Linked DNA regions of Homo sapiens: regions 1, 2 and 4 are each linked to region 3. The links are chromatin loops, found by intact Hi-C in ENCODE. Cell type or tissue: heart right ventricle. All regions are shown on one strand. Links, peaks and the distances in the headings refer to the core of each region. The heading gives the core; the rest is flanking DNA.

The links. A loop is a pair of places that touch in the nucleus more often than their neighbours do. Peaks named below come from ENCODE experiments on the same cell type or tissue, not always from the same donor. Only the 100,000 strongest peaks of a DNase experiment are listed, where the experiment ranks them.
Region 1: it touches region 3 in a loop (5-fold over the local background); 95 of 110 quality-filtered maps call a loop at or near these places.
Region 2: it touches region 3 in a loop (4-fold over the local background); 39 of 110 quality-filtered maps call a loop at or near these places.
Region 4: a loop joins it to region 3, with 4 times the contacts of the local background. A loop is called at or near these places in 45 of 110 quality-filtered maps.

The regions. Positions count from the first base shown.
Region 1 is chr19:46,261,773-46,269,130 of GRCh38, forward strand. No RefSeq gene overlaps it. Among named protein-coding and RNA genes, the nearest start is that of HIF3A, 32 kb to the right of the region's middle. RefSeq lists enhancers at 706-1,905, 3,540-3,834. In heart right ventricle, for the core only: a CTCF peak has its summit at 3,665 (motif pointing left); a DNase peak (open chromatin) is centred at 3,669; H3K27me3 peaks cover 1,919 bases.
Region 2 is chr19:46,074,363-46,081,720 of GRCh38, forward strand. It overlaps a transcript of IGFL4 not described here and a transcript of IGFL2 not described here. Among named protein-coding and RNA genes, the nearest start is that of IGFL4, 37 kb to the left of the region's middle. In heart right ventricle, for the core only: CTCF peaks have their summits at 3,404 (motif pointing right) and 4,374 (motif pointing right); no DNase peak of the experiment used is centred there; H3K4me3 peaks cover 570 bases; H3K27me3 peaks cover 3,831 bases.
Region 3 is chr19:46,025,334-46,032,691 of GRCh38, forward strand. LOC105372421 (a long non-coding RNA gene) reads left to right here and starts at 2,478. Exons shown (of 3, transcript NR_187871.1): 1 at 2,478-2,710; 2 at 2,814-2,925; 3 at 3,600-4,581. RefSeq lists an enhancer at 7,240-7,358. In heart right ventricle, for the core only: CTCF peaks have their summits at 3,733 (motif pointing right) and 3,937; a DNase peak (open chromatin) is centred at 3,738; H3K27me3 peaks cover 1,751 bases.
Region 4 is chr19:46,185,902-46,193,259 of GRCh38, forward strand. IGFL2-AS1 (IGFL2 antisense RNA 1) reads right to left here. Exons shown (of 3, transcript NR_135234.1): 3 at 3,128-4,513. It also overlaps a transcript of IGFL2 not described here. Among named protein-coding and RNA genes, the nearest start is that of IGFL2-AS1, 13 kb to the right of the region's middle. RefSeq lists an enhancer at 4,131-4,425. In heart right ventricle, for the core only: a CTCF peak has its summit at 3,734 (motif pointing left); a DNase peak (open chromatin) is centred at 3,700; H3K27me3 peaks cover 3,814 bases.

The DNA of each region.
Region 1 (7,358 bases), core at 1,989-5,988, 240 kb after region 3:
GAGAGGACCGATGCTCCCTCCACCCTCGGTCCCTCTCTCCTCCAGAATGGAGGCTTCTTTGGCAAATAGGAAATTGCAGGACACTCCTGGGGTTGTCCTCACCCTCCCACACTCACACAGCCACAGTCTTACAGCTGACCCTGTGAGTCTAGAGCTGAGACATGCACCGAAGGTTGCTGTATGACCTGGTCCCCTTCTAGACGTGAATCAGTGCGAGGGCCCAGGACAGCAGAAGAGGTGTGAGGCCATCCTGTGACAAGGGAGCCACAGGGTGTCCAGACCCAGCGGGAGCCGAGGATTCAGGAAAATCTCCCCAGTCAGCTCCAGAGGTGCCCACAGTGTGAGCTCTAGTGTCTCCCAGGTAGAGGCCAAAGCGTCACCTGCCCGGCCCTGGGGGTGGAAGTGGAGTAGACGGCACTCCTATCTGGGCAACCGAGTAAGACCCTGTCTCTGAAGAAGTACATACATTTACTTAGACTCCTCTGTCTTTGTCATATATATACATATATGACATATATGAGATATACATATTATATATATGATATATATATGATATACATATATAAAATGTCATATATATGTGTCATATATATATGACATTTTATATATAGGAGCTCAAGACCAGCCTGGGCAACGTGGCAAAACTCCACCTCTACCAAAACATACAAAAATGAACTGGGCACAGTCGCACACACCTGTAGTCCCAACTACTCAGGAGGCTGAGGTAAGAGGATGACTTGAACCCGGGAGGCAGAGTCGAGCTGAGATCGCGCCACTACCTGCCAGCTTGGGTGACAGAGCCAGACTGTGTCTAAAAACAAACAAACACCAGAAGGCAGTGATTTTTGCCCCAAAGTGATTTAACTCTCCCTAGTCATTATACAGAACAAGAAAAATAAGAACATGAATTAGTCTGGGCGCAGTGGCTCACACCTGTAATCCCAACACTTTGGGAGGCCGAGGCGGGTGGATCACTTGAGGTCAGGAGTTCAAGACCAGCCTGGCCAACATGGTGAAACCCCGTCTCCACTAAAAATACAAAAATTAGCCAGGTGTGATCCCAGCTACTCGAGATCTGGGTAGCTACTGAGGCAGGAGAATTGCTTGAATCCGGGATGTGGAGGTTACTGTGAGCTGAGAACACACCACTGCACTCCAGCCTGGGTGACAGAACGAGACTCCATCTCAAAAGCAAACAACAACAACAAAAGAAAAAGAAGAAGAAAGTGAGTTGACCTGTAATGTGAGAAACGGAAGTTGTAATCATATGTGACTCAGATCACAGTCATATCACTTAAAGTGCTGTTATGGTTCAAGTGGCTTTTAAATAATATTGATTTTCACAGTGGTCAGACCACATCCCTACCCTGGTTAACCCCACTTCATGAAGCAGAGCGTTTGGAGGGGGAGGATGGGAGGAGGAGAGCAGGAACCCAAAACCCTCACGTGGCTGCTCTGCTCAACAAACTGGAAACACCGTCAACTTATTTTGATACAAATCCCTATGACCCATTTTTATTCAAGAATTCTGTCACCTTTGGCTGTTTTTCTGAGGTTTCTCCATAGCACCTTATCCTAAAATTTTCTCTTTTTTTTAATTTTAATTTTAAATTTTTTTTTTTTTGAGACAGAGTGTCACTGTCGTCCAGGCTGGAGTGCAGTGGCGTGATCTCAGCTCACTGTAACCCCTTCCTCCCAGGATCCTCGTGCCTTGGCCTCCCGAGTACCTGGGTTTACAAGTGTGCACCACCACACCCAGCTAATTTTTGTATTTTTAGTAGAGGCGGGGTTTCACCATGTTGGCCAGGCTGGTCTTGAGCTCCTGACCTCAAGTGATCCAAACCCCCTCAGCCTCTCAAAGTGATTACAGGTGTGAGCCACCATGCCCGGCCCTGCTCCTGGAATTTTCTTACAGAATCAGAGCAGACACCATTCCTAGAGGTAGGAAACTATCTCTGCAATTGGCTGTTCTGGAAGCCAGAAACAAAGGACCGGCCAGGAACCCATCTCCCCTGACAATTGTGGAGGAGCAAGTTGAGGACTTTCAGGATCCACAATGCCAGGCAGGAGGGAGCAGCTCTGCCACACAGGGCTGGAGACCCCATCCTCGATGCTCAGCTGTCACTGCCTCGTGCTATTAAGTTGCCACATCCTTGATGGTTTAATGCCCAACTCCAGGGCTGCTTGCTCTGCCTGCATTGGTTGATTCTTCTGGAAAAATAAAACTCTATAATATTTTGATCCAGGGAGCCCAAGGACCATCTTCCCAGCTCTCTCGAATTACGACACAATCCTCGTCCTAACTCCACTAGATTGCCCTGGTTAATGGGGTAATTCTGTGAGAAAACACAGGCGCATCAATATTGCAGTGTCCCTTACAGAAGCGCTGAGAGTAACACTATTGCTTTAGTTGGGGTCCTCATAGAACAGGTGATACCTCATAGAATTTTCTAGTGCTTTCCAATACCTCAATTGATATCATTCAGATTCGGCCGGGCGCAGTGGCTCACGTCTGTAATCCTAGCACTTTGGGAGGCCAAGGTGGGTGGATCACCTGAGGTCAGGAGTTCGAGACCAGCCCAGCCAATGCAGTGAAACCCCATCTCTACTAAAAACACGAAATTTAGCCAGGCGTGGTGGTGTACACCTGTAATCCCAGCTACTTGGGAGGCTGAGGCAGGAGAATTGCTTGAACCCAGGAGGTGGAGTTTGCAGTGAGCCGTGATGGCACCACTGCACTCCAGCCTGGGCGACAGAGACAGAGTGAGACTCCATCTCAACATATATGTATACACACACACATATATATCTCAGATCCTCTAGTGCAAAGTCACATATCTGTATGGGAGCTCCAATAAATTGGAATGCAGAGGTTAAAGGTTAATCAGTTAGCTACACCTACTAGGAACTTTCTCTGTTATAAGGGGTGGTGCCCACCAGGGACTGGTCCCATGGCCAGTTCCCACATATAATCTAACCCTGTATGGGATTTTAGAAGGTGGGAAACAAAGCCTGGCACGGTGACTCACGCCTGTAATCCCAGCACTTTGGGAGGCCCATTCGGGCAGTTCACTTGAGGTCAAGAGTTTGAGGCCAGCCTGGCCAACATGGTGAAACCTGGTCTCTACTAAAAAAAAATACAAAAATTAGCTGGACATGGTGGCCGGTGCCTGTAATCCCAGCTACTCAGGAGCCTGAGGCAGGAGAATCTCTTGAACCGGAGGGACAGAGGTTGCAGTGAGCTGAGATTGCATCACTGCACTCCAGCCTGGAGGCCAAGGCAGGAGGATCACTTGAGGCCAGGAGTTTGAAACCGGCCTAGCCAACATAGCAAGTCCCCATCTCAAAACAAAAAGCAAAACACAATATTTTGACCCAGGCAGTGTGAAGGGGGCAGGTGGCATCTTTTTGAAGATGCCAGAAAATTTGGGACCTCCAAACTTGGACAATGTTAGCAGCTGTCTGAGGCCACAAAATTAGGCAAACCACACTGGAGAAAGAAAATCCTTCGGAAACCTGTTCATTTAGGCAACTGTATGAGTTTCAGCTGAATTTTCTAAATGCCTCTAAATTACATCCTCAGCCTGGAGGGACATCAGAGCTGATTTGACTCACTTGTGGGGCCTGCTTCTGAGTTATTAACGTGGTTATGGCTCCCCCATGTGGTGGAGGGGGGCATATTCATTTTTTAAGTTCCTATTTCAGCCCAGCAGGGTGGCTCACACCTGTAATCCCAGACCTTTGGAAGACCCAGCGATCGCTCGAGCCCAGGAGTTTGAGACCAGCCTGGGCAACATGGTGAAAGCCCGTCTCTATTTAAAACAAAACAAAACAATGAAGTTCTTCCTATTTCTCTCCCTGTCCTTGACACGAGGGGATTCCAACTACTTTTTCTGCTAATCGTCCTTGTACATGAGCATATATACTGACAGGATTTTTACCTGTCCCAAATAATATGCCTTTGGTCCCATCCCCAGACAGGCAGGGAATGAACAGGCCATCTGTGACTCTCGGTCTTGCTCTGTCGCCCAGGCTGGAGTGCAGTGGTGTGATCTCAGCTCACTGCAGCCTCAATCTTCTGGGCTCAAATGATCCTCTTGCCTCACCCCCCCAAGTAGCTAGAACTATAGGCCCGCACCCCCGCGCCTGCCTAATTTTTTTCTTTTCTTTTCTTTTTCATAGAGATGGGGGTCTCACTATGTTGTGCAAGCTAGTCTCCAACTCCAGGCTCAAGCAATCCTCCCACCTCAGCCTCTCAAAATGCTGGGATTATAGGCATGAGCCATTGCGCCCAACCTGGATGTTGAGTTTTTTTTTTTTAAGAAACTGCCAAACTGTTTTTCAGAGCAATGTATAAATGATCCAATTTATCTCCACCCTTGCCAGCTTTCAATGGCGTTGCGGTTTTCAAAATTTTTAGCCATTTTAATTTAATTTGCGTTTCCCTAATGGCTAATGATGTTGAACATCTTTTTATCTGCTTACATGTCATCTGTATCTCTTCCTCATTGAGATGTCTCTTCATGTCTTTAAAAAGTTTTTATTTTCATTTGATTTTTTCATAGAGACAAGGTCTCACTATGTTGCCCAGGCTGGTCTCGAACTCCTGGGCTCAAGCAATCCTCCCACCTTGGTTCCACAAACTGCTGAGATGACAGGTATGAGCCACCATGCCAGATCCTCTTCAGGTCTTTTGCCCATTTTTTTAATGGATTTTTTTTTCACTATTGAGTTTTCACAGTTCTTTACATTTTCTAGATAATTGTCCTTTGTCAGGTATGTGCTTTGCAAATATTTTCTCCCAGACTATAGCCCTATCTGTCCTTCTAACTGGGTTTGTTTTTTGTTTTTTGTTTTTTGGGGGGTTTTTTTGAGACGGAGTCTAGCTCTGTTGCCCAGGCTGGACTGCAGTGGCGTGATCTCGACCCACTGCAACCTCCACCTCCAGGGTTCAAGCAATTCTCCTGCCTCAGCCTCCCAAGTAGCTGGAACTACAGGCGTGCACCACCACACCCAGCTAATTTTTGTATTTTTAGTAGAGAAGGGGTTTCACCACGTTGGCGAGGATGGTCTTGATCTCCTGACCTTGTGATCTGCCCACCTCAGCCTCCCAAAGTGCTGGGATTACAGATGTGAGCCACTGCGCCTGGCCTAACTGGGTTTTTCTTAGAGCAAAAGTTTTTCCTTTTCATAACATCCAAACTATCAATTTTTCTTTTTATGGACTGTGCTTCAGATGTCAAATCTAAGAACTGTTTGCCTGGCCCTAGATCCTAAAGATGTTCTTGTATGTTCGTTTCTAAAATTTTTGTAGTTTTATGTCTTACATTTAAATCTGTGATCCATTTTGAGTTAGTTTTTATATAAGGTGTGAGAGAGGAGAGAGGTTGATTTGTTTTGTTTTGTTTTGTTATTCCTATGGATGTCCAATTGCTCGGCACCATTTGTTAATAAGCTCTCTTCCCTCCATTGATTTCCCTTTGCGCTTTTGTCAAAAATCAGCCGGGCCCAGGCAGAGTGGCTCACGCCTGTAATCCCAACACTTTGGGAGGCTGAGATGGGAGGATCACCTGAGGCCAGGAGTTCGAGGCTGCAGTAAGTCATGATCACTCCACTGCCCTCCGGCCTGGGCAATCCTGTCTCAAAAAGAAAAAAAGTTGCACATATTTGTGTGGGTCTATTTCTGAGTTCTCTATTCTGTTCCTATTCTATTATTTTCTCTATTCCTCTGCCAGTAATACCACACAGTCTTGATTACTGCAGCTAGATGTCTTTAAATTGGGTAGACTGACTCTTGTCACTTTATTCTGGGTTATTTATTTATTTATTTATTTATTTGAGACAGGGTCTCGCTCTGTCACCCAGGCTGGAGTGCAGTGGTGTGATCTCGGCTCACAGCAACCTCCGCCTCCCAAGTTCAAGCAATCCTCCCGTGTCAGCCTCCCAAGTAGCTGGGATTACAAGCGTGCATGACCACACTCAGCTAATTTTTGTAGTTTTAGTAGAGATGGGGATTCTCCATGTTGGTCAGGCTGGTCTCAAACTCCTGACCTCAAGTGATCCACCAGCCTCCGCCTCCCAAAGTGCTGGGATTACAGGCATGAGCCATGGCACCCAGCCAATTCTTCTTCTTTCAAATTGTTTTACACTTTCTAGTTGCTTTGCCATTCCATAAAAAAATTTAGGATAATCTAGTCGATATCTAAAAAAGGAATTGTGTTCAACCTGTGTATTTATTTAGGGGGAAATTGACATGTTTACTATGCTAAGCTTTCTAGTCCATGTACATACTATACCTTTTCATTCTTTTAGAGAGTATTTGATTTATTTTATCAGAGGCTTTTACTTTTCAGGATACAAGTCTGGTACTTTTTTTTTGTTTCATTTTGATTTTTTCTTTCCTTTCCTTCTTTCTTTCTTTCTTTCTTTCTTTCTTTCTTTCTTTCTTTCTTTCTTTCTTTCTCTCTCTCTCTCTCTCTTCCTTCCTTCCTTCCTTTCTTTTTCTTCATTTTTTTTTGACAGGGTCTCACTCTGTAACCCAGACTGGAGGGCAGTGGTGCCATCATGGCTCATTACAGCCTTCACCTCCCAAACTCAAGGAATTCTCCCACCTGAGCCTCCTGAGTAGCTGGGACCACAGGTGCATGCCACCACACCTGGCTAAATTTTTTTTTTATAGAGATAGGGTCTCACTATGTTGCCCACGCTTGGTACATATAATATTGGATTTACACCTAAATATTTCATTGTTAAGCAGTTGTATTTGGTATTGATTTTATCTTTAATTTAGCTGTTTATCACTGATCTATACCAATGCAATTGATTTTGTATGTTTATCTTGTCTATCTCAACCATGGTGAGCTTGCTTGTTAGCTGTAGGAGGTTTTGTGGTTTTTCTGTCTTGAGGTTTTGGTTTTATTTTTTGTTTTTTGGTAGATTCCTTGGGATTCTCTATGTAGACAATCATGTCATTGCAAATAAGGACAATTTTATTTCTTCCTTTCCAATCCCTGTGATTTTTAGTCATATGGTAACTCTATGCTTAATTGTTTGAGAAACCACCAGACTGTTTTCCAAAGTGGTAGCTGAAACGTTTCGCATTCCGCAGGCAATGTATGAAGGCTCTAATTTTTTTTTTTTTAATTGAGATGGAGTCTCGCTTTGTCACCCAGGCTGGAGTACAGTGGCACAATCTTGGCTCACTGCAACCTCCACATCCCGGGTTCAAGCAATTCTCCTGCCTCAGCCTCCCAAGTAGCTGGGACTACAGGTGCGTGCCACCACACCCAGCTAATTTTTTTTTTGTATTTTTAGTAGAGACAGGGTTTCACTGTTTAGCCAGGGTGGTCTCGATCTCC
Region 2 (7,358 bases), core at 1,845-5,844, 49 kb after region 3:
AATAAACTCCCATATATGTATATGTATACTTATTATAATTAATGTATGTATATCTACATATGTATATATGTGTATGTATATATACACATATGGGAGTTTATTAAATAGTATTAACTCACAGGATCACAAGGTCCCACAATAGGCTGTTTGCAAGCTGAGGAGCAAGGAAGCCAGTCCGAGTCCCAAAGCTGAAGAACTTGGAGTCTGATATTTGAGAACTTGGAGTCCGATGTTTGAGGGCAGGAAGCATCCAGCATGAGGGAAAGATGTAGGCTGGGAGGCTGAGACAGTCTAGTCTTTTCACATTTTTCTGTCTGCTTTCTATTCTAGCCAAGCTGGCAGCTGATTAGATGGTGCCCACCCAGATTAACATCGGGTCTGCCTTTCCCAACCCACTGACCCAAATGTTAATCTTCTTTGGCAATACCTTCACAGGCACACCTAGCATCAATACTTTGCATCCTTCAATCCAATCGAGTTGACAGTCAGTATTAACCATTACAGAAGCCAAGCTCCGCATGCAAGTATTCCAAGAAGCTGATGAAAATCATGTCCCTGACATGGAAATCAAGACACTTTCACCACATTCTACTGGTCAAGGAAGTCACAAGGTAAGCCCAGATTGAAGAGGAAGGGATTCAATTCCACCTTTCAATGGGAAGAACAGAAAGAATTTGTGGCTATCTTAAACCTACCACTTAGAGTTTTCAATAGTTTAAAGAATAATTTATTTTTAGAACAGCATTAGATTTACAGAAAAATTAAGAAGCTAGTATAAAAAGCTTCCAAATACCTTGAAACCAGCTTCCCCTATTTTTAGCTTCTTACATTAGTATTTTATTATAATTAATGAAAGGATATTTATACCCCGTTAGTAACTAAAGTCCATAGTTTATCTAGGTTTTCTTCATTTTCACCAGATGTTCTCTTTCTGTTCCAGAATCCTATTCAGGACACATTGCATTTAGTTGTCCTGTCTCTTTAGCCTCCTCTTGACTGTGACAGTTTCTCAGATTTTTCCTTGTTTTTGATGACCTTCACAGTTATGAGCAGTACTGGTAAGGAACTTGCTTATTTTCTGGCACAAGATGCTTCAGATCCTTACCAGGGTCTGAAGGGCACTGGTAAGGTTGTAGAATATCCCTACTGGAATTTGTGTGATTTTTCCCTCTAATGATTAGACTGACATTATTGGTTTTGGGGAGCAAGATAACAGAGGTAAAGTACCATTTCTATCACATCCTATCAAGGAGATACTGTCAACATGATTTATCATTGATGATTATGACACCGATTACCTGGCTGATGTGGTATTTTTCTCCAGCGTAAAGTTACTCTTTTTCTCCCCTTTCCACATTGAACTCTTTGGAGCCAGGTCATTATTTGCAGCCTGCATTTTAAAAAGTGAGGAGTTGGGCTTTCCTTCCTTGATGGTGCTGTATTTATATATATTACTTCGAATTCTTCTGTATTAGAGATTTGTCTCTTCTCCCCACTTATTTATTCAATCATTTATTTATACCAGTAGGAACTCATGAGTATTTATTTTAAACTTTGGGTTTATCTTAGTCCATTCCTGCTGCTATAACAAAATACCTTAGACTGGGTAATTTATAAACAACAAAAATTTATCTCTCACAGTTTCCGGAAGTTTGAAAGTCCAAACTTTCAAACACCTGCAGAGTCAGTGTTTGGTGAGGGCTGCTCTCTGCTTCAAAGATGACATCTTTCACTGTATCTTCACATGGCAGAAAGGGGAAACAAGAACAGACTTCCTCCAGCACTTTTATATGGGCACTAATCCCACTCATGAGGGAGGAGCCTTCGTGACCTAATCATCTCCTATAAACCTACCTCTTAACACTGTTGCATTGAGGATTAAGTTTCAACGTGAATCTTGGAGGGACACAAAAATTCAGACCACAGTAGGGTCATAACCCAATACCACCGAATTCATTTCTTGCTCAAATTGTTCCAGCTTTGGCCACTGGGAGCTCTTCTGTTGGCCCTTGTGCCCCTTTGACATATTGTGATCAATGTGGGGTTATATCATTATTGTAATTGTTATTTTCAGCACTTCCTTATTTTCTGGCACAAGATGTTCCAGATTCATCGTGTATATTTTCTGTTCCAGATCTAGAATGTGCCATTTCTCCAAGGACTGTGCAGTCCTTTTTTACACTTCTTTCCTTTTAAATTTATTCCGTGGTTCTAGTTCTTCCTTGATCCTAAAAGTTTAGGTCAAATTGTATACATTTTCCCGGTTAGTTTTATTTAGTAAATATAAATATATTATTTAGTTTTATTATAAATACATTATTTATAATAAATATAAATACATTATTTATAATAAATATAAATAATAAATATCCTGGTGTTGTCAACTTAAAATGCCCAGAAATATGTAAAAGTGAAAACAAAACTCTTGATTTAAAGATACGTTTCACTCTATCTTTCCTGGCTGCCCGGCACTTCTACCTATGCGTCTTCCCTGTTCACTGACCTAGCTTCTGTTCTTTTGGTGCTGGAAGCACAAAGAGGGTGTGAGATTCCTAACGTTATTGTGATTATCCATGGGCTTTTCAAATATGTAAAGCGGATTACCTCAAAGGCCCCCTTTGGCTTCTTTAGAGACACAAATGCTGAGGATCTCTCACCTGAGCATCCCTCGATGAGGGCTGTTGCGTCTTGATTTCATCTGGGTAGTTACAGGCATCATCCACCACGAAGTTTCCAACCCAGAGTCAGGATGCAGCTGAGCTTGACGGGCGTGGTGCAGACGTCGGTGCAGCGAAAGCTGAGGAGCCGTGGGCGTTCACCCGGGTGCCGGTGTTTCTAAATCGCGGGCTGCGACCTGCATACTCAGGTGCCAGCTGGGAGCAGAGGCGGATTTGCGAGGCCAAAACCTGGGTGTGACTTGGAATCTCAGTCGCGCTATGGGGGTGCACGCTGGCTCAAATCCCCGTGGAAGATGCACCTGTGACCTGCCCAGGCTGCAAAACCAGGTGCGCTGCCATGGGCACGACTCACTGGGCTCCATTTTCACCACAGGGAACTTGGACCGCCTGACATTGAAAAAGACTGAGGTAGCTCGGGGGCAGCCAAAAGAAACCAGAGGCGGGGATCCTAGTATCATTCAGGAAGTGGACCCAGCCGCAAACTCAGGAGCGTTCCAAGTGTCCAGAGCGTCTGGTAGTCGCAATAGCCAGTGATCAGTGACACCCCCAAGAAAGTGATAGCGACAGAAACATGGCGACTACTTACACTGCCGCCCCCGTGCGCCCCTGCGCGAGCTCTGCTGGAGGCGCCCGCGGGAGCGCCTGCGGGAGCGCTCCACTGCGGAATCCGCCGCTCTCTTCTCTGAGCAGTCTCCTACTGCCATCTAGGGAGGAATACGGGGATACCGGCTGGAGTACCCTCTCTATCTTCTTGCCTGCAGGGGTCGCAGGATAGATGTTTCGAGAGCCTATAAAAGTCATACAGTGCTATGGTGGGTGCACGCTAAACGTGCCTTTGACACTGTGATTAAATCACATAACCCATATAAAAAGTAATTGGAAAAGACAACCCCCAGAATGGAGAGAATGTTTAAAAATCGTATTTCTGATAAGAGATTAATATCCAGAATATATAAATAACTCCTGAACTCAACAACGGGAACAAATAACTCATTTAAGAGACAAGAGAAGGATTTGAATAGACATTTCTCTAAATAAAATACATAAATGGCCAATAATTACATGAAAAGATGCGCAACATCATTGATCATTAGGGAAATGCAAATCAAAATAACATGGAGATAGTACTTCACTCCAACTAGCATGGCTATTAACAAAAAAACAGAAATTAACAGGTGTGGGTAAAGATGCGGAGAAATTAACAGGTGTTGTGCATTGCTGGTGGTAATGTAAAATGGTTCAGCTGCTGTGGAAAACAATGGGAGTTTCTCAAAAAGGTAAATATAGAATTAATTAATATACGACCCAGCAATCCCAATAGTAGGTATGTACTCCACACAATTGAAATAGGGACGCAAAAAGATATTTGACATCAATGTTCATATCAGCATTATTTATAGTAGCCGAAAGATGGAAATAACCCAAGGGTCCATCGACAGATGAATGGATAAACAAAATGAGGTATTTTGATACAATGGAGCTGGCTACTAACCACCTGCTCCTGTATTACCTAAAGGCCTTCACTCCCTAACCCATTGGTCTTTTTTGTCCATTATTTTTTGTAGGGGTTATAACAGCATTCAAGTGTGGAGTCAAGGCTCACTTTAAAATGCATCAAACATAGCTATGTATCAATTCACCACAGTCCGTCAAAAGGCCTGTGACGCACTCTCTCTGGGGGTATTTGAGCCGATATCCCAGTAGTCAACACTAGATGGCAGTAGGAGACTGCTCAGAAAATGGAGAGCGGCGCCCACCTTGCAGTGCGCAGGCGTCGTCAGTAGACATCGCGCAGGCGTCGTCAGTAGACATCGCGCAGGCGTCGTCAGTAGACATCGCGCAGGCGTCGTCAGTAGACATCGCGCAGGCGTCGTCAGTAGACATCGCGCAGGCGTCGTCAGTAGACATCGCGCAGGCGTCGTCAGTAGACATCGCGCAGGCGTCGTCAGTAGACATCGCGCAGGCGTCGTCAGTAGACATCGCGCAGGCGTCGTCAGTAGACATCGCGCAGGCGTCGTCAGTAGACATCGCGCAGGCGTCGTCAGTAGACATCGCGCAGGCGTCGTCAGTAGACATCGCGCAGGCGTCGTCAGTAGACATCGCGCAGGCGATGGGTGAGGCGGCTTTGGCCGCCATGTTTTCGTCGCAGTAACTGCCTTGGTGTCAGTAGTCATTGCCAGTTTCGGGCGTTCTGGACAATTGGGATGCTGCAGAGTTCATGGCTGGGGCTGCTCGTTGGGTGGGACAAGAATCCTCTGCAATGGTTTGTTTTGGCTGCCCAGGAGGTGCGTCAAGTCGCTGCCGCTCCCCTCGTGGGCGTCAGGCCTCAAGAGTTCCCCGCCTAGAAAATGGAGCTCAGCGAGTCGTGCGTACCATGGTGCACCTGGTTTTGCAGCCTAAGCGGGTCACTTTAGTGCATCCTCCTCGCGGATTGGAGCCTGTTTGCACCCCTATAGCCCGAATGAGACCCAAGTCACACGGGCTCAGAAGTTCTTTGCCCCTGGCCATGATCCCCCAGCCAGCCACCCGAGTTTCCAGGCCTCAGGCGCTTTGGAAACGCCTGTACGTCGCCTGTACCTGAATGGCAGGTACTCATCTGCTTTAGCTACATCATAGTCTGCACCACTTCTGCCAGCTCGATTGCAGCCTGGATTTGAGTCAGAAACTTTTCATGGTGGATGAGGGTTGTAAATATCCAAAGCGACTCCAGATGAAATTGCCCTCATCAAAGGAAGCTCAGATGACAGATTTCTGCATAGAAGCCAAAAAAGCCTTCCCTCAAGGAAAGAGTCAGTTTCAAGTATTTGCAAACTCAGAACAGTGTCAATTTTAGATCACTACAATGCTGCCCATCAAGGAAGAACCCTATTGCTCCCTGGCGTCTCTCCTTGAGCCCTAAACACAGTAGATTCAGAAACTAAGTCAGCAAATGGAGGAAGATTCTTAACCGTGATAAGTTGGAAAACGTGCGTCAGAGGGCCACATCCCTTCCTCGAGTTCAGGCTACCACCTGACTGCAGGTCAGAGCTGGAAGAGACAGTGAAAATGTAAGTTTAAATAAAGATTGTCGTTTTCACTTTTACATACTTAAAGCCATTTTAAATGAGTCACGGGCAGATATTTATTAAATAAAATGACCAAAAAATTAATGGGATTTGACCTAACTTTTATCCTGGGGCAGGGGAAGAACTAGCACTGCAGAATACATTTAAGCTGCGAGCCGTGGCTCCTGCCTGTAATTCCAGCACTTTGGGAGGCCAAGATGGGAGAATCACTTGAGGCCAGGAGTTTGAGACCATTCTCATCAACATAGCGAGTCAACTTAGGGAGATCCCATCTCTATTTATTTTTTAAAATAAAAAAAAGAATAAATTTAAAAGGAAAGAGGTGTGAAAACGACAGCTACTTAGTAATTAAATTCTGTGAGTCATGGCTTGTTCATGGGAATGATTCTATTTGAATGTTATAATAATTTTGTTTCTAATTTCAGAAAGTATTTTGGTCCTTCTGACCAAGTCTTTGTATCTGTGTAAATCATGAGTTAAAGAAATAACTTTCCAAAAAGAGGTTGAGATCTTCTGATTCAGGACTTAAGCATTGTGAGTGTCAAGGGGGTGTGGTGTCAGTGTTGAGATGTGTGGCCCTGTCCCTGTTGGTGGTCTTGGTTTCAGACTTCTGTCAGGAAAGAGTCAGACAGTGTTGACTAGGAAAAGGAGTTCTGTGGTGTCTGTGGTTTGGTCTGTGGTAATTTTGCTGAGCCAGAAAGGGAATTCCAGCCTTGATGTCCAGGGCTGACTCTCCGGGCAGGCTGCCCATTGGTGAGTGGGAGCAGTGCCTGCTGTGCTTTCAGGACTGTGTCCATCACTTCCTGTCCAGGTGGACACTGTAGCGCAGGCTTCCCATTGATGGACGGGAACCTGATCTCCCTGTGCTTTTACTGCCATGCTCATCACGCACTGGGGATCATCAGCCCACCTTTTAAACCCAGCCCACAATTGGCCAGTTATCTTGTGGGTGATAGTGCAACTGTCTGTGTCGCCAGGCTTCCCACACAACTATCTGCATCTGGTTTGGACTGGCTAAACCAGGCCACACCAAAGGTCAGGGGAGCCTTAGATACATAACGCTTATTTCAGGTGTGAGGGAGCATGTGAAGGCACCCTGATTGCATCTTTAGGAAGTGTTCATTATCGTGATTGCGTTTTTATATGTAACATTTAAAATATTGTCTAACTTATTACTTTAAAATAATTTTAGACTTACAAAGAAGTTGCAAAAACAGTATGGTGAATTTGTCTTTTTCACTCAGCTTCCTCTAATGTTGCATAGCCTTAATAAAATTATTGAAACCAGAAAACTAATACTGACATAATACTATTAACTGATCTGCAGACCTTATTTGAGTTTCATCAGTTGTCCCACTCGTGTCCGCTTTCTGGTCTAGGATGCAATCCAGAATTCAGTGTTGCAATTCGTTATTGTGTTTCCTTACTCTCCTCTATTCTAGGATAGTTCTTCCTTAAGCCTTACCTGTCTGATAAGCCTTGTCTTATCAGACAGATAGTCTTGTCTGTGTATATGCAGCCTAGCCCTCAGCCAGGAATTTGGGGAAGACTCCACAAGGACATGTGGTGCTTACCTCTGCACAGTTCTTCTTTGATACCATACCTCAGAGACTCC
Region 3 (7,358 bases), core at 1,623-5,622:
GAGTTGATAGACTTAATAGAGTAGTGAGCTTATGAGTGTTCACGAAGTGAATCCACCTGTGTATCCAGTGCCTGGATTAAGAAGTAGAGCTACACTTAAAATTTTAATAGGAATTGGTAAATACAATACCAAAAAGATTTTAGTATATATTTTTCCCACAATATGATCAGTTTTTAAATGTTTTACTAATCCAAAGAACAAGATCTCATTATTGCTTTATTTGCATTTCCTTGAACATTAGAGAGGTGATTATCTTTTTACATATTTATGGCTATCAGCATCCATCTTCAAACTGTCTGTTCATCTCTTCTGATCATTTTCTTGTTGAGTTGTATATGGGGGATATTAACCCTATGTCTTATCAAATGTGCTGTAAACCCTTTCCTCTAATCTGTTAAAAAAATATCTAGGTTTTTCTTTTATGGTTTCTGTGTTTCCTGTCTTGCCTTAAGAGGGACTTTTCACACTAAGATTGTAAAACTTTTTCTATTTAAAAAAGATTATTTTGTGTTTTACTTTTAGATCTTTATCTCGGCTAAAATGTATACTTGCATGTGGTGTGAGGTAGGGGTCTGATCTTGTTTCCAGATGCCTAGCCGTTTGCCCAGGTTCTGTTTATTATATAGGTAGACCTGGTTTTAAATTTCCATTCTGCCCCTTATTAGCTACATGATCTTGGGAAATTGGATAGCAATTGACACAGTCGACCACTTCCTCCTTCTCAAAATACTTATTTCCCTTAGCTTTTGTGATGTAAGACTGCCTTGATTTTCCTTCTGCTTCTCTGGCTGGTCTTTTTTTCTCTCTCTCTTTTTTTCAGAGCAATTCTTCCCTCCTGGACCCTCAAACCATATATTTTGTGCTGAGTGATCTTATCCACATAATGGCTTCAGCCACAGTCAAAATGCAGAGGATTCCTGTATTTCAATGTCTAGTCTGGAGCTCTCAGTTGAGTTCTGGATCTGTGTATCCACCTGGCCACTTGACGCCTCCACTTGGATGTCCCACAGGCACCTCCAATGCAAAATGACTCATGACCTTCTCCTCCCCATCAGCACTCTCACAGGAGTTCCTGTCTAAGGAAATGGTATCACCATCTTCCCATTACAAAAGCCATACATTTGAGCACCATCCTTGACTAATTCCTGTTCCTTCCTCTGTTGTACCCAGTACCCAAAAGAATGCCCAGCACATGGTAGGTGCTCACTAAATAGCTACTTGATTGAATGGATATGCAACCCACCACCAAGGAATGCCACTGTGATGAATTAGAACTCTTCTATCTAATTCCATTCTCTGCACCCTGGTCCAGACACCACCTCCTTTCACCTGGATTTTGCCCTGCCTCTTCAGTGACCTCCCAGGATGCACTCTGGCCTCTGTGAAGCCAAAGCTCTGCTCAGATCTTTTCTAAAGTCACCCTCAAAAATGAGTCACATTTTTCATTGGCATCTCTTGATTCCTAGAATGAGGCCCAAGCTCCTCCCCATGGCCAACAGCATGGGCTGCCTACAGTATGGGCTGCCCCCATCCCAGCCTCACCTTGCTTACTCCCAAAAGCCTCTTTCTGACTCCTGCAGCCACTGTCCCCTTCTTGCTGCCCTTGAACATGCTTTGACTACCCTGTTCCCTTGGGGACTTCAGACACACCAGGTATAAGTTTTAAATAGAGGAACCTGGAACGAATTCAGGAACTTTGTACCTTAGCTTTAAGACAACAAAACACCAAGCCAGCCTTTTGTAAAAAGACAGGACTATTTACACATCACATTCCTTTTTTTAATTTTTATTTTCTTTTTTCCCTTTCTTTTGCCTGTTCTTTCATTTGAGGCACAGATCCCTTAAAGACACTAAGAATATAAACATTAGCCAGCTGGAGTGAAGCCTTCCATTGTGAGAGTTTTATTTAGTCTGTATCTTTAAAAAAATGTATTTACTTATTTATTTTTTGAGACAGTTTCACTCTGTTGCCCAGGCTGGAGTGCAGTGGCACAATCTTGGCTCACCACAACCTCCGCCTCTTGGGTTCAAGCAATTCTTTTGCCTCAGCTTCCCTAGTAGCTGGGATGACAGGTGCCCACCACCATGCTCAGTTAGTTTTTGTATTTTTTTTTTTTTTTTTTTTAGTAGAGATGGGGGTTTCACTATGTTGGCCAGGCTGGTCTTGAACTCCTGACCTCAGGTGATCTGCCTGCCTCGGCCTCCCAAAATGCTGGGATTAAAGGTGTGAGCCATATTTACTTACTTATTTTTACATACAGGTGTGAGCCATATTTACTTACTTATTTTTACATACAGGTGTGAGCCATATTTACTTATTTTTACATACAGGTGTGAGCCATATTTACTTACTTATTTTTACATACAGGTGTGAGCCATATTTACTTATTTTTACATACAGGTGTGAGCCATATTTACTTACTTATTTTTACATACAATACAAACACTTTAAATAAAGTTGAAGATCATCTCCATGGACCAGGTGGTCAAGCCGAACACCCAGGATCCAGCTGTCAAGTTCAGGGTAGCCCCTGAGCTTCTCACTCTGACTCCAACAGGGTGAGCTTGCTATCCTTGTGGCACAGGGCCTTTTGCATTGTGGATGATGGAGCGGCTCGTATAGTCCATAAGTTTTGTGCGTAGCTGTGTACCCTGTCCCTGTGAGCTGGTTCTGCCCGGCACCTCGGTGACCTCGAGGAAAGAAGCTGAGGTAAGACCTGGCCTGCCTGGCTCCTCGACTTCCTTCCTCAGCCCTCAAATTCTGGCTCCCACCTCACTCTCTAAATTTATTTTTATTTTAAATTTCATTTTAGAGACAGAGTCTTGCTTTGTCACCCAGGCTGGAGGGCAGTGGCACCATCATAGCTCACTGCAGACTCGAACTCCTGGGCTCAAGGGATCCTCCTGCCTCGGCCTCCAAAAATGGTGAGATTATGGACATGAGACACTGCACTGGGCCTATTGTGTATCTTGTTGGCCTAAAATTGAAACATGCCTTGTGAGCGTTTACTGCAACTTCAATGAGTGATTATTATGTTGCCTTTAATCCTGAGAGACTGTATTACTTGTGCACTTTTTTTTTTTTTGGATAGGGGGAAATTAGATTTATTCCCTATATGTTTTAGAAAATTGAAGTTTTAAATATCAGACTCACTAGCTGCCCTGATTTAATCTGTTACAATTAAGTCAGTTAAAAAACTCCTCCTTGGCCGGGCATGGTGGCTCACACCTGTAATCCCAGCACTTTGGAAGGCCAAGGTGGGCAAATCACTTGAGATCAGGAGTTCGAGATCAGCCTGGCCAACATGATGAAACCCTGTCTCCCCTAAAAATACAAAAATTAGCCAGGCGTGGTGGCGGGCGCCTGTAATCCCAGCTACTTGGGAGGCTGAGGCAGGAGAATCGCTTGAGCCCGGGAGGCAGAGGTTGTAGTGAGCTGAGATTGCGCTACTGCACTCCAGCCTGGGCAACAGAGCCAGACCCTGTCTAAAACAAAACAAAACAAAACAACAACAAAACCCCCAGGACTTCCTGTACCCACATTCTAGTGGGGAAGACAGGAAGCAAATTAACAAACATCTAATAACTATTTTTAAAAGCCAGATATACGATATTTCACGTGGATGACCCGATTGGCCTGCTGCGGGTCAGGGAAACAGGCTCCCAGGTCGCATCCTCAGCTTGTTCTTGGCGCTGGAAAAAAGATGCTACGCGGTTCCCTCCTTCAGCCACCAGAGGGCGCGCCCTCCCCGTTTGTCCTCTTTCGCGCACTTTTTCTCCCGCACCTGTCAGTCACAGGGCAGCCCTTTAGCGGAACAGGGATCCTGTTCTGTGATTTTCCTGAGGGCCTGCCTCTCCCAGGGAGTAGCGGGCTCCTACGAACAGTAATAGCAACCATAATGTAGAGACCAAGAGCAGAGTTACTGAGTTTTATGCTGATGTCCAAAGTCACAGGGCATTTCATTTTTCTTCTTTTTTCCTTTCCTTTAAAAAAATGGGCTGGGCATGGTGGCTCACGCCTATAATCCCAGCTCTTTGGAAGGCCGAGGCGGGTGGATCACCCGAGGTCAGGAGTTCGAGACCAGCATGGCCAACATGATGAAACCCTGTCTCTACTAAAAGTACAAAAAATTAGCTGGCTGTGGTGGTGGGCGCCCGTAATCCCAGCTACTCGGGAGGCTGAGGCAGGAGAATCACTTGAACCCGGGAGGTGGAGGTTGCAATGAGCCGAGATTGAACCATTGCACTCCAGCCTGGGCAACAAGAGCAAAACTGTGCCTCAAAAAAAAAAAAAAAAAAAAAAGTGATTGGGTCGTGAGAGTTCTGTTTTCATAAATGAATTAATACATTCATGAATTAATGAGTTAATAGATGAATGGGTTATCATGGTAGTAGGACTGGTGGCTTTATAAGAAGAGGAAGAGAGACTTTAGCTAGCATCCTCAGCCCCCTCGCCATGGGATGCCCCATGCTGCCTCAACACCCTGTAGAGTCCCCACTAGCCAGAAGGCTGTCAACAGAAGGACCCCACAGTTTCAGCCTCAGAACTGTAAGAAACAAATTTTGTTTCTTTATAAATTACCCAGTTTCAGGTATTCTGTTATAAGCAACAAAAAATGGACTAAGACAGGAATATTACTGGGTTAAGAAATAAAAGTAAAAAAGAACTACTATTGATACATGCAATAATCTGGATAAATCTCAAGGGCATTATGCTAAGTGAAAAAAAGTCAATCTCAAAAGATTTCATACTGTACAATTCCAATTATATAACTTTTTTTTTTAGACGGAGTCTTGCTGTGTCACCCAGGCTGGAGTGCAGTGGTACAATCTTGGCTCACTCTCACTGCAACCTCTGCCTCCCAGATTCAAGCAATTCTCCTTGCCTCAGCCTCCCAAGTAGCTGGGATTACAGGAGTGCACTACCACGCCTGGCTAATTTTTGTATTTTTAGTAGAGATGGGGTTTCACCATGTTGGCCAACCTGGTCTTGAACTCCTGACCTCAGGTGATCCACCCGCCTTGGCCTCCCAAAGTGCTGTGATTACACGTATGAGCCACAGCGCCCAGCCTATATAACATTCTTACAATGAGAACACAACAGAGATGGAGAACAGATTGGTATTTGCAAAGGGACAGATACAGTGTGTTTGTGTATGTGCATGTATATGTGTGTGTGCCTGCCACTATAGTGGTAACACAAGGGGATTCCTTTGTGGGTCTCTATCTTGATTGTGGTGGTAGGTATACAAATATTTATATGGATCAGATTGCATAGAAACACACATGCACATGCGTGCACACACACACAGGAATGCATGTGAAACTGGTGAATACTGAATAAGGTCCTCTGTAATCTAGTTAACAGTAATGTACCCATGTCACTTTCCTGGTTTTGATATTATACTATGGTTATGTAAGATGTTCCCACTGTGGGAATACTGGATGAATGTTACGTGGGACTGTATGTACCATGCAATTTCCTGTGAGTCTGTAAGAGTTCAACACAAAAAGTAATTACAAAAGAAGAAAAGAAAAGGTGCTGGTGATGACAAGGTTGTTGGGAAAAGGGCTTGTGCGGTGCCTGCATAAACTGGCCGTAAAAAATATGGGACAATAAGTTGTGGAAAGCCACAGGAGGCCTCTGATGAGGAAAGCCTTCTAATTGCCATCACGTTCCCATGGCCAGAGCGTGACCTGCTCTCTTATTTACAAGCACTGTGCTCAAGGAGAAAGACACTCCTTTGAAGCATTGGAATGTGGCCAGATATGCCGGCTCCTAGTTACGCCCACTCCCCACAGCTGCTCTCCAGTGAGTTAAAGAATAAATCAGTAGTTAAGTTTATGCTGCTTCAGCACAAAGACAATTTACCTAAACCGCCATTGCTATAGATTAGGTGTATGACACACCGCCCCCCTTTCACCATTTCACCCCTGAATATCTGCTTCTCAGATCTAAGTGATTGTACTCAGTAGTGTGGAGACCAGAGTTTGGCACCTTTTGCAGCCTCCAAAAGTGCAGTTGGCCCCCTGGCACCCCACCCTTTATGCACTCTTAACCTGTCTCTTCTCATTCCTTCGTCGCCACCGGACTTTGGGTACCCTACGGGTGGTGTTGAGGCTGGTCCCCAACACAAGGTGACAGCAGCCATCCCACTCCATTAGCAACTGTGGTGATAAGCACTGGTTTAAAATGGGCTGAATTGAAAACTGTTACTCTTGCCTTAGTCCAGGGATTGGCAAACTTTTTCTATAAGCCCCAGGTAGTAAATATTTTAGGCTTTATGGACCACATATAATCTCTGTTGCATATTCGTTTCTCTCTCTGTGTGTCTGTGTGTCTATGTGTGCTTTAAAATGTTTTATAAATGTAAAAACCATTATTAACTCATTGGCTGTTTAAAATAGGCCACATATAGTGTGTGTGTGTGTGTGTGTGTGTGTGTGTGTGTGTGTGCACATAGGTGAGATTTGGTCTGTGGGTTATAGTTTACCAACCCCTGCTTTATACAATATTTCTAAAGGCTGGACATGTTACGTCTTCTGACTCTGGAGTTGTTGACAATGTCTTAGCCACCTGTTCTGCCACTTGGAAGACTATAGACCAGCAGACTAAAGATATCTCTTTATAAGGCTGTGAACTCTGGAAATTCAATCACAGCTGCTAATGGAAACTTCTAAGTCCACTAGCAGCTGTGATTCATTATTCATGTAGATGCTCATAGTAATGATGGCAGCAGTGGCCCGTCTGGAGCTGCCACTGCCATCATGTGGGCTGCAGTGGGGGGCAGGTGGCACAGTTGGGGCTGTACACTCCACTAGACGGTTGGAGCTGGGGACAAGTGGGAGCCCTGCCCCTTCCAAGTTGGTGGGGCAGGAGCTCCCCGGGTGCAGCTGCAGCCACCCAAGTCATGGCTATGGACCCAGGCCTTCCACTCCATGGAGCAGGCAGAAACCCCACCCTCCCAGGTGCAGCTGCGGCTGCCCAAGTTGTGGCCTCCCTGTGCTCTTGGAGGTGCTGGGAGCAGGCAGGAGCCCCACCTTCCTGGGCACAGCTGTAGCTGCCCAAGTCATGGCTGCAGACCTGGGGCTCCCACTGCATGGAGGCCAGAGCCCCACCCCCCCAGGCATAGCTGCAGCCACCCAAGCCATGGCTGCAGACCCAGGCATCTCTGCACTCTTAGGGGCCTGGGAAGGCACTCCCTGCCCTCACAGGCTTAGAAGTGCCTCCTCCTGCTGCCTGGCTTCTCCCTGCTGTCAGCACCCACTGCAATCTTAGAGCAAAGTTGGGGCCGAGCCTAGGCACTGTCACAGCCTGGCTGGGTGTGCACATACCCGGGGCAGTGCTGACACACCAG
Region 4 (7,358 bases), core at 1,907-5,906, 160 kb after region 3:
GAAATTTTTAAGACTCCCTCTGAAGGAAGGGACAGATCAGTGATGGCCTGAGAGGGCTATGGTGGGCGTCATCGGCCCGGCCTCCGTCCCATCTGGTGCTGGGTAGTCTTTATGAGACTCTAGGAAAATTTCCTAATCGTTCTCCAGGTCTCGGGAACCTCCTGTTCCAGCCAGGAAGTCTCGAGGTGAGTGTGTCCTTTGCTTGGCAGGGCCCAGTGATCACAGGAGGCTCGCCCCAAATTTCCCCAAGACTCCCTACTGGGGCCGGGCTGATTGCGTGCCGGCAGCCCTGGGTGAAGAAACTCCGTCCAAGGGGCACCAGGAAACGGCCGTGGATCAGGCCGCAGGCAGGGCACCCCCGCCGACCTGAAGACCCAGATCAGACCTGGTGCCGTCCATGCCACTTGTCGGGCGCCACCTGGCAGTCACTTTTAGAGGGTTTTCTCTGGCGCTCCGGAGAATTTTGGATGGGATATTACCCAGCTGCGGTGTCCACAGAAGCGTTCCAGGACCCTGGCAGCGGTGGCAGGCTCTTATCGGTGTTGACCCCATGCTATTGTGGAATAAATTCCTTGACCTTGTTCCTGCAGGGAAAGAGTGCTATGGCCTGGATATGGTCCCACATGGAGGCTGCTTATCAGATTCACTGTCCACAAGTTTATCAAAGCCCAGCTGATAAAATGAACATCACATCCCGTTTCTCCTAGTCACTTGTCCTCCTTCCCCAGGAAACCTCTATCCAGTTGATAGTCTGGCCTTCCAGAAGATATTACAAGAAGGAAGGCTTTTCAGCACAGCATAGATTTGATGGCTGCAGGGACAGATATGGGGTGTTAATTAGCAAATTAGGCGTCTCTTTTCTACCCTTCCCTAAAGTGTACAATTGAAAAACACTGAAGTCCGCTGCTACGTGTCAGGCATTGTTTAGGGGCACAGGGAGTCCCTGGCTAACAGGAAAGACAAGATGCCTGCTCTCTTAACGAGCCTGCTCTTCAGTGTGAAAGAAAAAAATAACCTAAGTTTATTTAAGCTTTGCTCTCAGATCACACGATTATAAAACAGGAGGAACCTGGTAGATAGTGTAAAGTATTTCACAGTGGGGAGACATTAGAAAGGGGGGTTTCCTAAGGATGAGCACTTGCTTATAGGGAGACCAGACCTGGCTTTTCTTTAGCACTTGAAAGATGTCAGACCTGCTGGTGGTTGGACCCAGTCGATGCTGCTGGTATGTGCTACCTGATCAGAGATGGTGAGCATTAACCCGTTTAAACCTGAGGTTGTGCTGCTGGTGTGTGCTACCTGATCAGAGATGGTGAGCATTAACCCGTTTAAACCTGAGGTTGTGCTGCTGGTGTGTGCTACCTGATCAGAGATGGTGAGCATTTACCCATTTATACCTGAGGTTGTGCTGCTGGTGTGTGCTACCTGATCAGAGACGGTGAGCATTAACCCGTTTAAACCTGAGGTTGTGCTGCTGGTGTGTGCTACCTGATCAGAGACGGTGAGCATTAACCCATTTAAACCTGAGATTGTGCTGCTGGTGTGTGCTACCTGATCAGAGACGGTAAGCATTAACCCGTTTAAACCTGAGGTTGTGCTGCTGGTGTGTGCTACCTGATCAGAGATGGTGAGCATTAACCCGTTTAAACCTGAGGTTGTGCTGCTGGTGTGTGCTACCTGATCAGAGATGGTGAGCATTAACCCGTTTAAACCTGAGGTTGTGCTGCTGGTGTGTGCTACCTGATCAGAGATGGTGAGCATTAACCCGTTTAAGCCTGAGGTTGTGCTGCTGGTGTGTGCTACCTGATCAGAGACGGTGAGCATTAACCCATTTATACCTGAGGTTGTGCTGCTGGTGCTACCTGATCAGAGATGGTGAGCATTAACCCGTTTAAACCTGAGGTTGTGCTGCTGGTGTGTGCTACGTGCTACCTGATCAGAGATGGTGAGCATTAACCCGTTTAAACCTGAGGTTGTGCTGCTGGTGTGTGCTACCTGATCAGAGACGGTGAGCATTAACCCATTTATACCTGAGATCGTGTTGCTGGTGTGTGCTACTTGATCAGAGACGGTGAGCATTAACCCATTTGTATCTGAGGTTACAGTTTTTAAATTTGAAAAATCGGACCTTGGTGATGACCTTGAGCAATAGGATATAAATAATTCCCACATTCTTAGCATTCCAATAATGGAACACTAGGCATAAATGGGGTTAATGCTTTCTTGAATAATTTATGAGAGTCTCCAAAAGTTCCAGTTTCACCCTCCCCCAATACCTATTTCTCCCTATCTTTACCTGTTCCAGATCGGTCCTTGGTCCAGCCCCCAGAAAGGCAGGTAACCCCAGGGCATCTTGTGCATGTCAGGGTTAGTGGGGGGCCCAGTGTGTGTACTGTAGACACCCATTTATTTGTTTTGTGGTGGAGCAGTTCATCATGAATCTTGCTGTTTGCACATGATCAGCTAAGTGAAAGGTCCATCCCCAGCCACCGTGACGCTCATTCCTGTGACCGCCCCCCCCACTCTCCTCTATATTGCCTTTGTGATTATAATTTGTGTGGACCAACTCCCATGCAGGATAATTTTGGACTATCAACATAAAGCAGCACAGCCTTGATAATGGGTGATCAGAAGCTCAGTGTGTTCCTCTCTCTATACTGAGGCTTACAATAGACCTCCTGGGTCTTTGTGAACCCATAGTGTTCCCCGTGGGTTCTGTGTTCCATGACCAATGGTTTTCAGATGCTCAGTGTCCTTCCTGGTTGTTGGGGACCCATACCCAGCTGGCCCCTATGGCCATCTGACAGCACTTCAGATGTATGGCTGGTGGGAGGCACCTCACTCCTTGTTTGTCCTCTGATGCCCACATATTTCCTACCCTTGCCTGACAGCTCATTTGCCTCCCAGCATATGGCCAGAGGCACACCTTTAGCAACTCGGACAGAGCCCCCATTCATCCTGGGGCAGGTGGCCAGCTCTTTGTGGGAGCATGGCAGGCAACTGCGAAGTCTTCCACAGTGGGATAGAGAGTCCTGGGATGTAGGGACCAGCCCTACAGGGTCTGTGGGTTTTTCTCCCCATGTGCGGAGACGAGAGATCATAGAAATAAAGACACAAGACCAAGAGATAAAAGAAAAAACAGCTGGGCCCGGGGAACCACTACCACCAAGACACAGTGACCAGTAGTGGCCCCGAATGCCAGGCTGCGCTGTTATTTATTGGATACAAGACAAGGGGGCAGGGTGAGCAGTGTGAGCCATCTCCAATGATAGGTAAGGTCATGTGGGTCATGTATCCACTGGACAGGCGGCCCTTCCCTGTTTGGCAGCTGAGGTGGAGAGAAAGGAGACAGCTTATGCCTTTATTTTTGCATTTCAGAGACTTTTAGTACTTTCACTAATTCTGCTACTACCTAGAAGGCAGAGCCAGGTGTACAGGATGGAACATGTAAGCGGACCAGGAGCGTGACTGCTCTGAAGCACAGCATCACAGGGAGACAGGCCTCTGGATAACTGCGGGCAGGCCTGACGGATGTCAGGCCCTCCACAAGAGGTGGTGGAGCAGAGTCTTCTCTAACTCCCCCGGGGAAAGGGACACTCCTTTTCCCAGTCTGCTAAGTAGTGGGTGCTTTTCCTGGGCACTGACGCTACCGCTAGACCAAAGTCGGCTAGGTAACGGGCATCTTCCCGGGCACTGGCATTAACGCTAGACTAAGGAGCCCTCTAGTGGCCCTGTCGGGGCATAATAGAAGGCTCACACTCTTGTCTTCTGGTCATTTCTCACTGTGTCCGTTCAGCTCCTATCTCTGTATGGCCTGGTTTCTCTTAAGTTATAATTGTAGAGAGAAGATTATTATTATAATGGAATAAAGAGTAATTGCTACAGACTAATGATTAGTAATATTCATATATAATCATATCTACGATCTATATCTAGTATAACTATTCTTATTTTATATGTTTTCTTTATTATACTGGAACAGCTTGTGCCCTCGGTCTCTTGCCTCGGCACCTGGGTGGCTTGCTGCCCACACTGGGAAATGTGTAAGTAACACGTCCTGGGTTGACAGGGTAGAATCTGAGTAATAAATTTGTGAATGAGCCCTTGGGGCTGAAATCAGGAACTCTGCAGGGACCCCAAAGCCCAGAACCCAATATTAAACACGGTGTTATGTGTCAGTTTGCTGGTGCTGCAGAATCAACGACCTCTACATTCAGTGTCATGGAACAACCACATCATGATTGCTCCTGAGTCCATAGGTCATCTCGTGATTCTGTTGATCTGGGCCAGGCTCAGTTGACCTTGATGGGGGGGTTGCTCACATGTCTGTGCTCAGCAGGTAGATAGACTGGATTCTGGTTCATCTACAAAGAACTCATTCACCTGTCCTCAGTTGTCTGGAAATAGGCTTTTCTGGGATGTCCTCAGCTGGGACATCAGGGCTCTGTCTCCTCCATGTGGTCTCTCACCCTCCAACAGGCTGGCCAGAGGGTGTTCACATTGCTTTAATTTCCTGAGAAAGTGGAAGTACCAGAGTCCTTGAGCAAAGTCTTAACTCAAAACTGGCACATGATCGATCACTCCACAGTGTCCTATAGACCACAAATTCCACAGGGTGCAGACAGTCAAGGGAATGGGGACATGGATACCAAATCTTAATAGACGTAAAGTCATATTTTGCAAGTGTGTGAATGAGGAAGGAGAGATAATCAGGACTGTATCTGCAGCCTACCACAGACCCTCCCAGCCCTCTTTGCCAAGGCTGAGGATATTTATCACGCCCCCTGGTAATCCCCCAACCCTCTCCTGTGGGGCAAAGAGCCTTGCATCATTCCTTCCCCCATGGGGGGTGGGGGTTGACTTTGAAGAGACCAAAAATGCATGTGGCTTTAGGGTATTCTGCAAAATCACGGACCTGGATCTTTTTACCATCAAAAAGAAAAATTCAGAAAAGACAATCCCTGAGACTCTGGCCCTCGCCCTCAGAAGAAGGGTTGACTATTCGGGAGTCCCGCTGAGTCATCTGTGGTGCTAGGAACACCAGGAATGATTGAGCCTCCAGTCCAAGCTCCATCTCCCCTCAGGCCCCTCAGTATGCACCATCCCCACAATGCCAGCATTTCTCAATGGACTGGACCTCAAAGTGGGGGAGAAGCAGGTATGTTTTTCTGAGGCATGTCAAGAAAGACTTCATTCTAGATATGTTAGAGATATCTCACCTTCCTTTCTAAATTTAACAAAAAAGTTATTAAATATAGAATTAATAAAGGAAAAATCATACTTCTAGTATAATTTCAAGAGCCCACAGAAAACAGATACTACAAAACTCAGCCCAGAAAGGGAAGACGCAGGGCCATAATGGGAGGGAGAGGAGAAAAGAGACTGATTTGGGGTTGGGAGGCCGATGTAGACTCCAGGGTATGCCTCACTGGAAGGAATGCTATTCCTCACTGAATTTTCCCTCCCAGGGCGGGGTGAGGGTCAGATTCAAGTTTGGCCTCAACCTGAGCTGGGCTAAAGAGAAGATCAGGAAGTGAGGATGAGGATGAAGGAAGGTGGACAGGACTAGGTGGTGGTGGGAACAAGTAAACGTTGCCAGAGTGGATAGGTGCATCCTGGGAAAGAAAGCTCTGAGCTCTGAGGTGTGTCTTTATGTCATACTTTGGATTGAGTTCTCAATCTCACCACCTGCAAGGAACAGGGAGGGCAAGAGACATGAGGGCCCTTTTCTCTCTCCTTTTTTTCTCCAAAAGAAAGCATGTTTTTGGAGAGCCGCAGGTCATCACAGACTCAGGGGCCTTGTGAAATTATGCTGGGAAGCAGAAATGAGCAAACCGGCTTCTCATGTTTGTTACTTTGTCTCACAGTGACCACCATAATTTCATTAAATATTAGCTCTCTTCTCCCCCCATCATTTGATTACTCTTTTTGTAAAATATGGGATTTTTACATAGTTTGACTAAAAGTATCTGATTTTCTTTTGTAATCTTATTTACTATTTTATTTGTAATCATTGAATTTTTGATTCATACTTTTCTTCTTGGCATAGCTTGTTTTCCATTATTTTATACATGTGAGAGGTGTTCTTTTAAAACTTCATCAGCACAGCAATAAAGTGAAAACCAAAGCTCCTTTTCCACTCTAAGCCCTTGTCTTTCTCCTTGGAGTGATTCACTGTCCTCTCTGGTGAGAACTCAGGGTTCCAAACGTGCCTAGAAGAGCACACCCACAGGGACACAACAGTGGGCAGCAGGGGCTGGGGTGCAGGTGCCCTGTGGCTAGCGCTCCCAGGTCAAACCCTGACCTTGCCCCACTGACTGTGACTGTGGGTGAGTTATGAAGCCACTCTGTGTTTCAGTTTCCTCATTTGTAAAATGATGATGAAACCCAGACAAGATGAATCAATAATTGTAAAGAGTTATGAAGAATGCTCGATGCTCAAATTACATTAAACATTGTGGAATTGCTTTTCTGAAAATATTTTGTTTGTTATAACTTTACATAAATGCCTCATTCTTTTGCTTTTTTTTTTTTTTGAAATGGAGTCTCGCTCTGTCACCCAGGCTGGAGTGCAGTGGCATGATCTCAGCTCACTGCAACCTCCACCTCCTGGGTTCAAGCAATTCTCCTGCCTCAGCCTCCCAAGTAGCTGGGACTACAGGTGCCCACCACCATGCCGGGCTAACTTTTGTATTTTTAGTAGAGACAGGGGTTTCACCATGTTGACCAGGCTAGTCTCGAACTCCTGATCTTGTGATCCACCCACCTCGGCCTCCCAAAGTTCTGGGATTACAGGTGTGAGCCACTGCACCCGGTCTCTTTTGCTTTTTAAATAGAATTATTTGAAGTATTTTTGAAGAACAAAGCATGGAGTCATCCCAGCCTTTCTAGTGGCTGAGTATTATTGTGGTATAGTAATTCCCTCTTATCTCCACTTTCACTTTGGCGTAGGTTTCAGTTACCCATGATCAACTGTGATCTGAAAATATTAAATGAAAATATCAGAGGCCAGGCATGGTGGCTCATGCCTGTAATCCCAGTACTTTGGGAGGCCAAGGTGGGTGGATCACTTGAGGTCAGGAGTTCGAGACCAGCCTGGAAAACATGGTGAAATCCTATCTCTACTAAAAAATTACAAAAATTAGCCGGGTGCTGTGGCATGTGTCTGTGATCCCAGCTACTTGGGAGGCTGAGGCAGGAGAATCACTTGAACCCGAGAGGTGGAAGTTGCAGTGAGCCAAGATCGTGTCACTGCACTCCAGCCTGGGGGACAGAGCAAGACTCTGTCTCAAAAGAACAAAAACAAAACACAAAACAAAGAAAAAACAGTTCATAAATTTTAAAGTTGCGTGTCACAC